Linked DNA regions of Homo sapiens: region 1 is linked to region 2. Evidence: read pairs that join two places in POLR2A ChIA-PET (ENCODE). Cell type or tissue: HepG2. All regions are shown on one strand. Region 1 overlaps AFF4 (ALF transcription elongation factor 4). Region 2 overlaps HSPA4 (heat shock protein family A (Hsp70) member 4).

Region 1 (5,000 bases), 150 kb before region 2:
AAAAAAAAGAAAAAGAAAAAGAGAAACCATGGATATAATCAAGAACATGGAAGAATTACAAAACTAAATACTGAGCAAAAGAAAGTAAATATATAAAAGAAGCACATGATGTACTGATTCCATTTACATGAAATTCTAGAAAAAGCAAAACTTATCTAGAGTGACATAAAATAGATCAGAAATTGCATAGGGACAGTGGTGGAGGCGAGGGAGACTACAAAGGAACATGAAGAAATTTGGGGGTGATGGAAATGTTCTAATTCCTAATTATGGTGGTGGTTATACAGGTGCACATATCTATCAAAACTCAAACTGCAGGCTGGGCGCGGTGGCTCACGCCTGTTAATCCCAGCACTTTGGGAGGCAAAGGCAAGTGGATAACCTGAGGTCAGGAGTTCGAGACCAGCCTGGTCAACATGGTGAAACCCTGTCTCCACTAAAAATACAAAAAATTAGCCAGGCGTGGTGGCGTGTGCCTGTAATCTCAGCTACTCAAGAAGATGAGGCAGGAAAATCGCTTGAACCCAGGAGGCGGAGGTTGCAGTGAGTCGAGATCGCACCAGGTGACACAGCAAGACTCCATCTCAAAACAAACTAACAAAAAACAAAACTCAAACTGCACATTAAATAACAGTGCATTGGCCAGGTGCGTTGGCTCACACCTGTAATCCTAGCACTTTGGGAGGCCAAGGCGGGTGGATCACCTGACGTCAGGAGTTCAGACCAGCCTGGCCAACATGGTGAAACCCTGTCTCTACTAAAAATACAAAAATCAGCTGGGCGTGGTGGCGGGCACCTGTAGTCCCAGCTACTCGGGAGGCTGAGACAGGAGAATCGCTTGAACCCAAGAGGCAGAGGTTGCAGTGAGCCAAGATCACACCATTGCACTCCAGCCTGGGTGACAAAGGGAGACTCCATCTCAGAAAAATAAATAAATAAATAAATAAATAAATAAATACCGGTGCATTTTGTATATGTAAACAAAGATATAAAAGGTAAGAGTGATATGGCACACATATAGACAGAAAATTTTTAAATCTACCTGACATCATTCACAAAGGTAAACATAAAAAATAAAACTAAAAACCACATTAAAATAAAAATAAGAGGGTATGTTTATGATCCTAGAGAAAGAAAAGTCTTCTTTAACAAGACATTAAAAGCAAAAACTATAAAGGAAGAGAAAGATATATTTTATTCATCAAAAATTAAAAACTTTAGACAATAAAAAGACAAGAATCTAACTGGTAGATAAATTTTCAGCATGTATAAGAAATTATTAGAATCCACAATTCAAACAAAACAACACAAAACAAAAAAGGAAGACCACCTAAAACTCAATAGGTAAAAAATGCAACCCAAAGGACAGTGAGAATAAGCAAATTTACCCACAAAGAAACCAAATGGATAACAAATATGTAAAGATGATGAACCTCACTAGCAATCAAGCAAATGGAATGCCATTTTTACTCAAAACACTGCTGTTTAATAATATCAAATGGTGGTGTGCATGTGTGAAACAACAGGTAATACAAGTGGGAATACTGGCTGGTACAAATCCTGTAATAGAACTATGGAAGGAATTTGTGAGTGTATGTATTAAATATATACTCTCAACACTCAGCAATTCTACTTTTTGCTTTCTACCCTAAAGAAAATCACATGCACACAGAAGGCACCAACAAAGATACCAACTGAAGAAACATTTATAGAAATGAAAACTTGCTATCAGCTTAAATACCAAAGAGAAATGGCTAAATAAACTAGGATATATTAACACTAAAGATGCAATAAAAAGAAACGAAATACCTCTACATGCAGTAACATGGACAGGTCCCCAAGACCTACTGCTGACTGATGAAAGATACAGAACAATATATTTGCGTAGAAATAAATAAGAAAATGCTTACATGTAATGATTATATATGTATTACATGAATATAAAAAAGACTTGCAAAGGTACTTAGGAAAGGAGCTCTGTTGGGATGAAGGGGACGGAATTGGGGAAAGGCTATTATTAGGGGGACTGGTAAAACTTTCACAAGGAGAATGTATTTCTGTATTATTTGTTTTAAGTGTAAATTAATACTGTTAAGTATAAGTTTAAAAAAAAGTCAATCTGCTGATTTTAAACAACCTTGGAACTGTTATCTGAGGAACCTCTTTCCACGGGACAAGTATGGTTGCTATGTCTTATGGAAACAGGTTCTTAAAACAACAGTTTGAGAAGCCCTTACCACCTCTGGCCTACAATACCATAATAGTCTGCAATAAATACCACTGTCTTTTTTTTTTTTTTTTAAGATAGAATTTTGCTCTGTTTCCCAGGCTGGCGTGCTGTGGTGCAATCACAGCTCACTGCAGCCTTGACCTCCCAGGCTCAAGTGATCCTCCCATCTCAGCCTCCCGAGTAACTGGGACCACGGGCCTGTGCCACTATGCCAAGCTTTTTTTTTTTTTTTTTTTTTTTTTTCCTTCCAATTTTTGGTAGAGACAGGGTCTTGCTATGTTGACCAGGCTGGTCGCAAACTCCTGGCCTCAAGAGAGTCTCTTGGCTCAGCCTTCCAAAGTGCTGGGATTACAGGAGTGAGCCACCGTGTCCGGCTGTATTAATGTCTTTTAAATCTCTCTCGCATATTGCCTTCAAAGCTTTCTTAATACCTCTTGATCCAAGATGCTCTCAGTTCCATTACCCTGCTAATTATCTTCATAACAGTTGTCACTATCTGAATTTATCTATTTATTCACTTATTTACTGTCTGTCTCCCACTAGAATAGGAATGGCAAGACAATTTTTAATCCATATGATTTTAGTCAAGCCATTTAGAGTTTTCTTACATTATGAAAGATACATTTTATTTACTTACCTTAGTTGGAAAAGGAAATTTGGAAGGTTCTGTTTTGCATGGTGTATGAATAGCCGTTAGAGGGGGAGGCCATGAATGCGTCATCTCCTGAAATGTAATTATTACAGTTTGTTTTCAACCAGGTCAAGGATAAAAATTATACAGCTAAAAACCAGATTTGTATTTATAAATACTGGTTTCATGACAGCTCCTCCAAAATTCTACATACTTAGTCAATAAATATTAAGCACAATTGTGTGCTAGGCACTATGGTGTAGGTAATAAGAAGATTAATAAATGCTCCCTGGCTTTGAGGAGTTTACAATTCAAATTATGAAACCTGTGAATAGTTACAGAAATCAGCCTGTAATCAAATACAAGGCACATAATAAAACGCTAATCAGGAAGAGCTTGCTAGGAGAGTGGGAGGAAGGGACAATGATAAGGAAAACAGCTAACATTTACTGTGTACCTTGAATGGGCCAGACACTGTGCTAAGTGTTTTACATGTTTATTACTCATTTAGTACTCACAATGACATTATGAGGTAGATACCATTATTATCCTACCTCTATTTAGGATGAAACTGAAGCACAAAAGTTATTTATTCAAGGCCATACACTTAGTAAATAATGAACATTATATTTCATCCTCAAAAGTCTGGCTATAGAGCCTATATATACTCGTAGAAAAATTTTGTCAGGGGAAGAAATCAGAAGAGAAATTTCAAAAGCACATGAGGAGGAAAACAGAAAAGCAAGACCCTAAGTTTGATTTCATTCAATGCCTTCTGCCTAATCTTAATGCCAAATATGTCTGGGTGAGGTCTGGTAAGATTACAATGTGTATGTTAGATAAGCCAAGGAGACAGAAGTATCAGAATAAGGAGAGAGTATATTATTTCTGGCATTTAGTTCAAAGTAAGCCATCAGGTAAATTAAGGAAATGCAACAAATTAACAGTGGTGTAACACCTAGGAATTTATCCCATAGCAATATCCACACAGTTTTGTAAAGATATACGTATAAGGGGCTCACACTTCAAAAACTGAAACAACCTAGGTAGTCAATGTGAAAGTTGTGAGAATCAAAATGGAGTCACTAATGTTTATATATTTAAAAAAAAACAAAAAAACAAACAAAAAAAAACCCAAAACACCCTGAGCTGGGAAAGACCATGAAGAAAGGCTTCTCATGCTTGTATGCCTGATAAACAAAAAAATCTACAAAAACCACAACCTTGCACAAAGGTCATCAAAACCTTAAACCAAAAAAATATTTCCACAAGGACATCTGTCCAGCTTGTCCGACCTCAGACTGGTGTCATCCTTACTAGTGATCTTTGTAGCCAAGGATAATTATTTCAAAAACAATTATGTAATCTTCCTCATTTTTTCCTTCAAAAACCTTTGTCTCTCTTTACCTCTTTGAATATGACCATAGACTACTATGGCACATGTATTTCCACTGCAATGCTCTATTCCCATCATCTTTTCTTTCAGAGAGCCTCTGTTATTTAGGTTGACACCAACACAGTACTGATTAAATAAATTACCAGACATCTATAAAATAGAACACCAGACATTAAAATGAGAAATTTAACTGTTGATATGTAATGATGTCCACAGTATTTTATTAAGTGACAAAGACAAATCAGTCTACGTCCTAGTTAATGTTTAGCTTTGGGCAACAGAATGACAGAAGGAAGAGACAAGGGCACTTGATATATTACTACTTGAACCTCTTAAAACAGCCACCTGCACATAATTGCTCTTTATTCCCTTAAAATGCTTTGATTTTTAATAGAATTTCACTTCCTGAAATAATATTATGTAATAGATTGCTTCCTACATCCAGCTCTAGAATATCAGCTCAAAGGCATAACATTATGACCACTGTATTCCCAGTGGTTGACACAAAGTAGGTGCTTAATGAGCATGCCTTGAATAAATCATTTTTTCAATAAATATACATTTAGAGTGAATTTTTTTTTAAGTTCATGATGGGGTTCCTAAAAATGATATGACTACAAATACAAAGAAAACATGAAGGGAACACACACCTGAAGTTCCTTGCATACTACAGACAGGAAAGGGAAAAGGAAACAAAAATTCATAAACTCAGGTTTTTAACATTGGCATTTTATATCTCAAAT
Region 2 (5,000 bases):
AATTTTTGTGTTTTTTCTTCTGTAGTTGCTCTTGCATATGGAATCTATAAGCAGGATCTTCCTGCCTTAGAAGAGAAACCAAGAAATGTAGTTTTTGTAGACATGGGCCACTCTGCTTATCAAGTTTCTGTATGTGCATTTAATAGAGGAAAACTGAAAGTAAGTATATATTTTTTTTCCAGAAGACTGTTAGTAGTATGGTAATTATGAAATTTTGAGAGACAATGATTTTTTCTCATCTACAATATGGGAGAAACAATGCATACCTTACAGGGTTATTCAGAGGATTTTTTTTCTTTTCTTTCTTTTTTTTCTCTTTTTTTTTTTTGAGATAGAGTTTCGCTCTTGTTGCCCAGGCTGGAGTGCAATGGCGCGATCTTGGCTCACCGCAACCTCCACCTCCCAGGTTCAAGCGATTCTCCTGCCTCAGCCTCCCTAGTAGCTGGGATTACGGGCATGTGCCACCACGCCCGGCTAATTTTGTATTTTTAGTAGAGACGGGGTTTATCCATGTTGGTCAGGCTGGTCTCGAACTCCCGACCTGAGGTGATCCACCTGCCTCGGCCTCCCAAAGTGCTGGCATTACAGGCGTGAGCCACGGCGCCCAGCAGGAGGATTTTTTAACATGTAGTTCCTTGGTGAATTTTACACTGGGGATTGAGAGGGTGGTACAGGTGCTCTGTACTCTTGCTCATGAGGTTTTGAGTGTTCTGGAAAAGGGGTTTCTTTTGGATGCCAAAACAAACTGGACTAGGAATTATAGATTTCTAGAAAGCCTAAAGTTTAAGCAGTTTTGTACACACAGAAGTATAGAAGGCAAGGAGGGGCCAGAGGGTGATTGATCTCTGTCATAGTTGAGTTTGCTGGTTTATGCTAGTTCCACAGTAGGGTATAAAATTCTCTGTCTAGATGATTTTATCTAGAATTTGGTGAAGAACCAAGGATTTCTCAAGTGTTTGCTTTAATTATTTGAATTGTATATTAAAATTGTTGGTGCCAAGGTCTGAATTGACTGCCTTGTACCCATTGGAGATTGGTGGAGAGGGATTACCCCAAACTAAATATTTGGTAATTTTGGAGGCATTTTGAGACTTCATTTGTTATGGTCTTGTTTCTTTGAAAAATAGACGTTTCCACTTTATTTTCTGGTTTTATATTGTTTCTAGGTGGTTTTGTTTTTAAATAAAAAGAAAGCGAGTCTTTTAGATAATTGGGAAATGAGAGATTTGTGATTTTGCTTTTTGACAGCTATAAATGGTGGACCAAATGTAATTCTCAGTGTTTAAACTTTAATCACTAATAGAATTTCTAAGATCTATGCTATGCTTTCATCTTTTTAAACGGAAGACTCTGGTTATAATTTAGCCTGGCTTTGGATCAGAACGATGTGTATTAGTAGCCATCTGCTTCTGTTTTTCTAAATTGTCCTTCTGTGTTACCTGTCACCTGTCAGTTTTGCAATCCTTTTGATTACTTTTAAATTATAAAAATATTCATTACAAAAATCTCCCCAAATTGGAAAACATTTATGTGTAAAGACAAGTCTGGGCAACATGGTAAAACCCTGTCTCTACAAAAGTTAGCTGGGTGTGGCGGTGTGCTTGTAGTCCTAGCTACTCTGGAGGCTGAGGTGGGGGGATTGCTTGAGCCCGGAGTTTGAGAACAGCCTGGGCAACATGGCAAAACCCCGTCTCTACAAAGAAAATACAAAAATTAGCTGGATGTGGTGATGTGTGCCTGTAGTCCTAGCTACTTGGGATGCTGGGGTGGCGGGATTGCTTGAGCCTGGATGGTCGAGGCTACAGTGAGCTGAGATTGTGCCACTGCACTCCAGCCTGGGCAACAGAGTGAGACCCTGTCTCAAAAAAAAGAAAAAAAAATAAAGAAAAGTTACTTACAATCTTACCATTCTTAACAGCTTGATGTATTTCATTCTAATTTTCTAAGAAAACAGAATTGGAGTCACTATATTTAGCTCTGTGTCCTGTCTTTTTTTAAGTTAACATACTAAGAAAATTTCCCCCATGACGTGTAGCATTCTTTGAAGAGATTGTTTTTACTGGTTTTATTCCTTCATAAGGATGTCATCACTTATTTAGCCTAACTTCTATTACTGAATCTAATTAGATCTAGTTTGCTTCTAATCTGTTAGAGATTTGAAAACGGGTAACCCAGGCTAATTAGACTTCCAGGTTAAATAGAAACACATTGCGGTGAGCTAAGGCTTTAAGGAATCCTTTGGTAGTAAACTGCAGAGAGTTGAGCCTTTGGTATTACTCAGTTTTGTGATACTGAGTAGACTAGAAGTATGTACATGACATGTTAGTATATTTTACCTTGGACATGTAACTGCTATTGGTTGTCAGACTGGTGTAGTGGGGAGGGCATGGACTTTGGAATTAAGGAGATTTGGCTTTGAATTCCACTTCTACCACTTAGTAGCTTTGTGAACTGCAGTTTATCTCATCTGTCTAGGTCTGTAGCATTATCTGTAAATTGGGGATTATAGTGCCTATTTTTACAGTGTGGGGTAATAAGGATTAAATGATGTATACATTGCTTTGTTTTAACCTTAATGTAACCCTCCCTCTTTTTTTTTAGATAAACAACTTACCAGGTAAATATATATCATCTGTTTCAAAATCGATTGGTTAATTGTTAGATTAATTCTCATTTTTTCCTTAAGGTTCTGGCCACTGCATTTGACACGACATTGGGAGGTAGAAAATTTGATGAAGTGTTAGTAAATCACTTCTGTGAAGAATTTGGGAAGAAATACAAGCTAGACATTAAGTCCAAAATCCGTGCATTATTACGACTCTCTCAGGAGTGTGAGAAACTCAAGAAATTGATGAGTGCAAATGCTTCAGATCTCCCTTTGAGCATTGAATGTTTTATGAATGATGTTGATGTATCTGGAACTATGAATAGGTAAGTATATTACTATTTCGATGTTAAAGTGAAGAGTGAGTTTTCTCCACATATATTAACCTTTAATTGGCTAATTGTTAAAATAATCACGGAGGTTATATGATAATTTTGGTTCTATTTTAAAAATTAGAAGCCATTCAGGACCCTGCTTTTTATGTAAAGTTGGGTCTGGTTAATAATGTAGACTAATGTTTTTGTTCTGATAAATTGAATATTCCAACATGTTGATAGTTCTTTACATATGCATTTGTTATACACGAGATTTCAGTTTCCAAAAAATCAGGGCAAAGGGCTGTAATGCAGAATTAAATTGAATTTAATTTACCCAGTGACTAAGAAATTGTAATTTTTTTTTTGAGATGGAGGTTTTTGCTGTTTTGCCCAGGCTGGAGTAAAGTGGCACAATCTCAACTCACTGCAACCTCCACCCCCAGGTTCAAGCGATTCTCCTGCCTCAGCCTCCTGAGTAGCTGGGGTTATAGGTGCCTGCCACCACGCCCAGCTAATTTTTGTATTTTTAGTAGGGACGGTGTTTCGCCATGTTGGCCAGGCTGGTCTCAAACTCCTGACCTCAGGTGATCCACCCACCTCAGCCTCCCAAAGTATGAGGATTACAGGTGTGAGCCACCGTGCCTAGCCCGAAATTTTTCTTTTTGAAATATTCGGGTTCACTTGAGGGTGACAGCTCTTTTTGTATAGTGCTGCAAGAATTCTGGGTAATTGACATTTCGGGGTTATCCTCAGAAACTACCCAGAGTGTTATTGTTGCCTGGTTCAGTTGCTTGGATGATGGGAGTAAGATGTTCTTTTGGCTGTGAACTCTACTGGTAGAATTCAGGCAAGACTGATGGTGTATTTGGAGACATGGGCCTGAGCTATCCGTAAAAAAATTGAAATGGTGTTTATTGTTGCTTTGTATCCAAATTTTTAGTCACCTCTCCCCCTACTTGGAAGAGATGGCTTTCGTTTTTGTTAAGCAGCAGTCTTGTGTGTGTGTATGTGTGTTCCATGAAGTCTGGAGGTAAGCCAGTATGTTTAAGAAATTGTTAGTGAAATGTTACGTGTTTGTAAGAGCTAAGTAGATACTTATTAAGTAGTTTAAATTTTTTAAAAACTGAATTTGCCTGTGTGCTGTTGTTTGAAAATAGTTGTGGCCTGGTACGGTGGCTCACGCCTGTAATCCCAGCAGTTTGGGAGGCAGAGGCAGGCGGATCACGAGGTCAGGAGATTGAGACCATCCTGGCTAACATGGTGAAACCCCGTCTCTACTAAAAATACAAGAAATTAGCCGGGTATGGTGGCGGGTGCCTGTAGTCCCAGCTGCTGGGGAGGCTGAGGCAGGGGAATGGTGTGAACCTGGGAGGTGTAGCTTGCAGTGAGCTGAGATCGCACCACTGCACTCCAGCCTGGGCGACAGTGAGACTCCGTCTCAAAAGAAAAAAAAAAAATAGTTGTACTGTGATGGGGCATGGTGGCTCACTCCTGTAATCCCAGCACTTTGGGAGGCAGGTGCATCACTTGAGGTTAGGAGTTAGAGACCAGCCTAGCCAACGAGGTGAAACTCTTTCTCTACTAAAAATACAAAAACTAGCTGGGTGTGGTGGCAGGCGCCTGTAATCCCAGCTACTTGGGAGGCTGAGGCAGGAGAATCGCTTGAACTTGGGAGATGAAGGTTGCAGTGAGCTGAGATCGTGCCACTGTACTCTAGCTTGGGCAACAAAGTGAGACACTGTCTCCAAAAAAAAAAAAAAAAAAAAAAGTTGTACTGTATTTACATCATCAGAATACGTAGCTCTTATATGTTCTATATTATAGCCTTCATTTAGTGTGATTATTGTTGTTGTTATTTTTTTGAGACAGGATCTTACTCTGTCACCTAGGCTGGAGTGTAGTGGTGTGATCTTGGCTCACTGCACCCTCTGTTTCCTGGGCTCAAGTGATCCTCCTGCCTCAGTCTCCTGAGTAGCTGGGACTACAGGCACGTGCCACCACGCCTGGCTAATTTTTGTATTTTTTGTAGAGACTGGGTGTCACCATGTTGCCCAGGCTGGTCTTGAACTTCTGGACTC

What was found. ChIA-PET counts read pairs that join two places held together with the same protein. Peaks named below come from ENCODE experiments on the same cell type or tissue, not always from the same donor. Only the 100,000 strongest peaks of a DNase experiment are listed, where the experiment ranks them.
Region 1: POLR2A ChIA-PET joins it to region 2 with 6 read pairs; 6 of 35 experiments call an interaction of 5 or more read pairs at or near these places.

Annotation. Positions count from the first base shown.
Region 1 is chr5:132,924,254-132,929,253 of GRCh38, forward strand. AFF4 (ALF transcription elongation factor 4) reads right to left here. Exons shown (of 21, transcript NM_014423.4): 5 at 2,868-2,954. Among named protein-coding and RNA genes, the nearest start is that of AFF4, 37 kb to the right of the region's middle. In HepG2, no CTCF peak of the experiment used is centred here; no DNase peak of the experiment used is centred here.
Region 2 is chr5:133,073,968-133,078,967 of GRCh38, forward strand. It overlaps HSPA4 (heat shock protein family A (Hsp70) member 4), which reads left to right. Exons shown (of 19, transcript NM_002154.4): 6 at 26-159; 7 at 2,687-2,931. Among named protein-coding and RNA genes, the nearest start is that of HSPA4, 24 kb to the left of the region's middle. In HepG2, no CTCF peak of the experiment used is centred here; a DNase peak (open chromatin) is centred at 2,394.